Linked DNA regions of Homo sapiens: region 1 is linked to region 2. Evidence: chromatin loops called from intact Hi-C (ENCODE). Cell type or tissue: prostate gland. All regions are shown on one strand. Each heading gives the region's core, and the rest is flanking DNA. Links, peaks and the distances in the headings are about the cores only. Region 1 overlaps LOC101927369 (a long non-coding RNA gene). Region 2 has its middle 23 kb from the start of ZNHIT3.

Region 1 (2,907 bases), core at 97-2,596, 330 kb before region 2:
AATAGGTCTTTGATACACAAAATGTCTGGAGTTGCTCAGGAATGCTGTATAGAACCGGAAAACCCTGACAGAAGAATCACAGTGAAAGCCCCTAGGGTTTTGGAGCAAGTTCCTGTTCTCTGTGGAAAGTACCTACTCTTTTTTGTAGAACTAGCTAAAACTCTGAAAAGACTGAATGCCCAACCATTCATGTGTGACATTACCACCCATGTGAGCTGGGTGTTATCTGATCCACTTAGCCATCAAGTAGGGCATGTCCAGCAACACCCCGTCAAATGGAAAAGCTAAAAGTGTGACTGGGCCTGAGCAGACCCCAAGGCAGAAATGATCTGTGTGAATAGGTTGCTCACAGTCTCTGTGTATTTACTCCTGCCTCAATGTTATCTCTTCCTCAACCCATACTAAGTCCTGTGGTGAGAGGAGAACTCTCTCCAATTACTCCCAGTATTAGTTGATTCTGGGGCAGGGAGGACTGTGAGAACATAGCACCCTTTGAGCATTTGTAGGAGTTCACAGTTCTGGGAGCTAACCAGGCAAAAGGTTTTTATGCAAATAACTGAAACTGACCCTACTTATTGGAATGTTAAGAGTAGCATGGAAAATTGATAGGAAGGTGTGATAGGCAGCAAACAAAGGCGTCGGGCAATACAGAATATAGCTATGTACATGTCCATACAGCAAGAAGACTCTGACATGTGCCAATGCTGTATTAATACCCTGAATACTCACCACCACTGCTGGACTCCTGGCTGCATCAGCACTGCTGGGAATATTCCCAAACTCTGCCTGCATATTCGTACATTCCCTTGGATTCAAACCCTACCTAATATAATGCAGGTACTGCTGCATATGCCCCTGTACTACTGAAAATCCACTCATCTTGTCCCCAAAGACAGCCCAATACTTGCTATTTTCATTCAGCTCCAAGTTCAGGATCTCCTGATAGTGCCCACTTCATCTCTTGTTCTTTTGTGATCCTGTACTGATATTTCATATCCTATGAAATATACTAAAAGTCAACCACCACTAACTCACCTAGTTATAATAGTGAGAAAATGGGAGAAGAAAGAGAAAAGAAGATTAAATACAGAAACATATACCCAACAATAAAAAATGAAATATGGGTAGATGGAGAGTATTTCTGAAACTGGTTGTGAGGCTGTAGCTTATTGTAACAAATTCCTGCCTCCGCTTATCCAATCCATGTTCCCTTTGCCTTCAGCCACCCCCTCGATTGATTGGTGCAATTTTTTCTGGTGGAATGACTCAGATTTTTATTCTGGAGGAGATCTGAGCCCTTGATGACCCAACCTGTACAGAGTTATAGACATCTTTCATGAGCTTATACACACTGACACAGTAAAGCAAGGAGAGACCCCAGGAATAATCTGAGTTCCATTCATACTGTTTTTTCCACACTGTCTACATTGTACAGCAGTAGTGCTATTTCCTTTTATAGCTGGGAATAGTTGCTAAGTCAACAGAACATCCACTTTTTAGACTGCTGGCAATTTTCCAGGCTTTAGGCATGCTCTGGTGAAATCGTAAGCAAAGACTGCTCTTTTGTACTGGTCATGGCTACCTTTTACAAGTCCATCAGCTGTTTTTCAATTAACTTCGGTCTTCCTCTCAGGGGAATCAGATGATTAAGTTGATCCTCCCATGATACTCTGTGCTCATGGAAAATCAGAGAGCTGCCTCTGCCCTGCTCATGTTTAGGCATACTGCACCTCCAGTTTTGATATAGGGATGCCTCCTCTCCATGGTTACACTGTGGAACTTATCTATAAGACTTTCTATCATTGAGGGTCCTGCCTAAATAAATAAAAAAAAAAAACCTGGAATCTTCTACTCCAAGACCCCCAAACATGAAGGCAGGGTCTAGTTATACCCCATCCCAGGACTCTGGCCAGTGGGGCAAGAGTCAGGAGACAGCACTCTTACAATTACTTCTCACTCTCTTGCTCCCGATTGCATCTTCTCCCAAAATATTTGTATCTTAAATTTGGATTTTTACACCAGGCGAGGTGGCTCATGCCTGTAATCCCAGCACTTCGGGAGGCCAGGGTGGGTGGATCAGCTGAGGTCAGGAGCTCAAGACTAGCCTGGCCAACATAGTGAAACCCTGTCTTTACTAACAATACAAAAATATTAGCTGGGCATAGTGGTACATGCCTGTAATCCCAGCTACCCGGGAGGCTGAGGCAGGAGAATCGCTTGAACCCGGGAGGCAGAGGTTGCAGTGAGCTGAGATTGCACCACAGCACTCCAGCCTGGGTGACAGAGTGAGATTGCATCTCAAAAAAAAAAAAAAAAAAAAAACTTTTTTTTTTTTTTTGAAATTTTAGGAGCTACACATTTGCCAACCTTATTCTTCGGTCCCATCCTAACCATATTCACCTCCACCAGGGAACATATGGTAGCCACATATCTTATAGCCTGAATGGAGCCCTGGCACAGAGGAAAAAGAATGTTTGAAGAAAGAATTATTTGAATGTTTGAATGTTTGAAAAAGAATTATTACACCTCCACAACAGGCCCCATAGTATTTGTGTCCTTGCAAAACATATTATCTCTGTTCTGGGGTTCTAACATCCCTCTTCATGGTCAGAGAGATACATATTTGTCTTGAATCTGTGTCTTCAGAAGATCTTCCCAGTACATTGCTGTGTGAGTGTTGTGTCTGCAGCCCCAACTGCCTGCCCAAGGAAAAGGTGAGTACAATTGAGTCCCCATTCACTAGGGGCTCCTATTTAATCTCACAGCCTCTATATCCTAGGAAGTTGAATTAACCTGGAGGGAAGATTCTCCACCCACCTGGCATAGGTTGCAGATGGATTTTACACAATGGGAATTGGGGCAGGCAGGGTTGGAACATGGCCCAAAGTGTTGGGGGATCACTCTCCT
Region 2 (2,907 bases), core at 124-2,623:
CTAAAAACACAAAAATTAGCTGGGCATGGTGGTGGGCACCTGTAATCCCAGCTACTTGGGAGGCTGAGGTAGGAGAATCACTTGAATCCGTGGGATGGAGGTTGCAGTGAGCCAAGATCATGCCACTGCACTCCAGCCTGGGTGACAGAGTGAGACTCCATCTCAAAAAAGGAAAGAAAGAAAGGAAGGAAGGAAGGAAGGAAGGAAGGAAGGAAGGAAGGAAGGAAGGAAGGAAGAAAGAAAGAAAGAAAGAGAAAGAAAGAAAGAGAAAGAAAAGAAAAGAAAGAAAGAAAGAAAGAAAGAAAGAAAGAAAGAAAGAAAGAAAGAAAAGAAAAGAATCCTGTTCTGGGACAGCTCAACAGCCCTGAGGCCACCACCTGCTCTTTGCCATAGTGTGAACTCATCCCTGACACAGAGCCCAGTCCCCTGGGGCCCTGCTCACGGGGTCTAGCCAGAATGCTCTCCACAGCTCGAAATGGAACGGCCTAGCAGTTGGAGATGCCAGACGTGAGTTATTGAACACATCTGCCGAGACCAGAGACCAGGACACGACATTTGTATCTACCAAATGAGTGCTGGCAGCTAGCTCTGCTCCCCTGGAACATCCTCTCAAAACCCTTTTGCCTTGACTATTATCTCATCTCTCTCCTGGCCTGCACTGATCCTTGGCCGACTCTAAGAAGTCACCCGTGGGGGCCTGGGGCAAGACAGGTCATGGTTCTGGGCACCAGCACTGCCATCTGGCTGCTTCTTCTGGCCTCTCTTTGCTGGACTAGTGCCTGGCCCAATATCATGCCATCATGATCACGCTCAACTCGAGGGATATCATTTACTCCTTCAAGGGCAAGATTCTAGACCCCTCACTGCAGAGCCCTTCACTGGGGACACCCGGTCTTCTTTGCCTGCTTGGACATTGAGGGTGGAGGGAGGAAGGGGTTGTGGGCATCCATAGAAGCTGTGGGGGGCATCCAGAAATAAGGGAGAGAGGCATCTTCACTGCTGGCGGTGTGCGGGACCAATTCCAGGGATTGTCTGACTGCGCTCCCCCCCACCACCCCATAGGTAGCAGGGTCTGCTGGGCTTGGATGCCAGTGGGAAGAATGCGTTCTTCGAGAGTGAGTGGACCCTCCTCTGGGCTCACTGGAGGGGACGGGTCTGGAGCAGGCAGAGTGAGCCGCTGCTTGCGGGATCCGGGATGGAGCTCAGGAATGGAGCTCCACACTCTCCCAGCTGCCTGGCCCGGGACAAGCATTGGCCCTTTCTGGGCCTCCTCAGGAATCTCCAACCTCCGAGGCGATTCTAGTTTAAGCCTGATGAGGCAGACGTGCATCCGGGCGGATGATTAGCCGGTGTGGGCGCGGCCTGGAGCGGGCCCAGGCTGGGGAGTGGCGGCTGCACGCGGTGACGACTGTGTGTTCGCTGAGTCAGGGCCCGGAGCGCTTCAGCACCGCGGCTTGGACAGCGCCCCGGGGCAAGCGGGTGGCGCTCTCCCTACAGGGACAAATGACCCCAGGGCCGGCATTTCTGACCTAGAGAACGGGCCTGGATTGCTCTGGCGGGTTCTGAGCCTGGGGTTGGGGGCGGGTGGGGAGCGGACGAAGTGGGGGCGGCCTTTGGAGACGATGGCAATTTACCGCCTTAGGCGGGCAAGCGCACGAGTCCCGGGAACCCTAAACAGGTTGGGGTGCCCCTTGGGGTCTAGATGAGGCCCGGGCTTGCGATAAAGCGTGGCGGCGTCTAGACATAACGTCCCATCTCCTGAACCCGTCAAGGCCGGTGGCACCCAACCTGGCGGGCTCATCTAGGACCAGTCCACACCCAAGGCCCCAAGACCCAAAACCTCCTGGGCTGGGTCTGCCTGGCTAGGGGCCCCTCATCCTGGGCTCTACTCTTTTGGCGCAGAGGCCATGTGGCAGGCCCCTGGTCTGCGCCCTGCTCAGCTTCCCCTCCCCACCCCGAAAAGTGGAGAGCCCCACGGCTTCCCCAGAAAAGCAGTCTGCTCCCCGCGCCCCAGCGCAGCTCGTTTACTATGGGTCAGGAGAGGAATCCCGCCTTTTTTCCGCAGCGAGGATGGCCTGGGCTCCTGCGCGAAGCGAGGCTCCGTCCTGGAGAGGCTCAGTGACCCGGCAGTGGCGCCGATCCGGGTTAGCCAGGGCCGCGCTGGGACCCGCGGAGTCGCGTGATGCAAACGGGAAGGCGGGAGCAACCCAGCTCCTTCCCGGTGCTGCCTGGCTGCTGCATAAGCCGCCCTTTCTTCCCTGACAAACACTGTCCAGATGGGCAACAGGTCCGTGTCTCCTTTGGCAGCCACTGTCTCCAGAAAGGCATTGGGCAGTTAAGGTGGTCAGAGCCCTCAGGTAAATCCTCCCTCTCCAGGAGTCAGCCCTTCCAGCTGCGGGAGGGCAGGTAGTGGGATGCGGGACCTTCGCAGGGCTGGGAGATGTCATCAACTTTTACCCTCACATGGGGAGAGTGGGAGTGCTGGGCCTGGCGGTCCTCTTACGTCCTTACTGTGCAGCTTGGGATTCTAGGTTGGAAGGAGTCACCCTACTGCTCAGTCAGCTCTATTTGCCACCTGCCCAAGAAGACCCATGGGAATGGAGGCTACAAGACACTCTAGGGCACAGTGACAAGGAGGGATTGATTCCAAGACTCCTTGGAAGAACCAGATCCCTGAGCTTCTCAACAAAACAAGGGGCCACCTCTGGTCTTTGCCCTCCAAAGGGGAAGGCAGGAAAATTGTTAGAGGCAGATTGGCAGGAGGGGCCTGTGGAGTGTGCAGGGGGCCAGAGCCAGTTCCTAGAAGTTGAGCAAGGGGATATGGGCACCAATGCACACAACTGTGCACTGGGGGCCTCTGTCTCCTATCCCCTGGTCCCAAGGATGTCATGATGGTTTGACCTGTCT

The links. A loop is a pair of places that touch in the nucleus more often than their neighbours do. Peaks named below come from ENCODE experiments on the same cell type or tissue, not always from the same donor. Only the 100,000 strongest peaks of a DNase experiment are listed, where the experiment ranks them.
Region 1: a loop joins it to region 2, with 6 times the contacts of the local background. A loop is called at or near these places in 3 of 110 quality-filtered maps.

The regions. Positions count from the first base shown.
Region 1 is chr17:36,132,505-36,135,411 of GRCh38, forward strand. All of the region lies in intron 2 of LOC101927369 (a long non-coding RNA gene), which reads right to left. LOC107985055 (a long non-coding RNA gene) reads left to right here and starts at 2,647. Exons shown (of 2, transcript XR_001752867.2): 1 at 2,647-2,714. In prostate gland, for the core only: no CTCF peak of the experiment used is centred there; a DNase peak (open chromatin) is centred at 1,477.
Region 2 is chr17:36,462,714-36,465,620 of GRCh38, forward strand. No RefSeq gene overlaps it. Among named protein-coding and RNA genes, the nearest start is that of ZNHIT3, 23 kb to the right of the region's middle. In prostate gland, for the core only: no CTCF peak of the experiment used is centred there; a DNase peak (open chromatin) is centred at 1,388; H3K27me3 peaks cover 759 bases.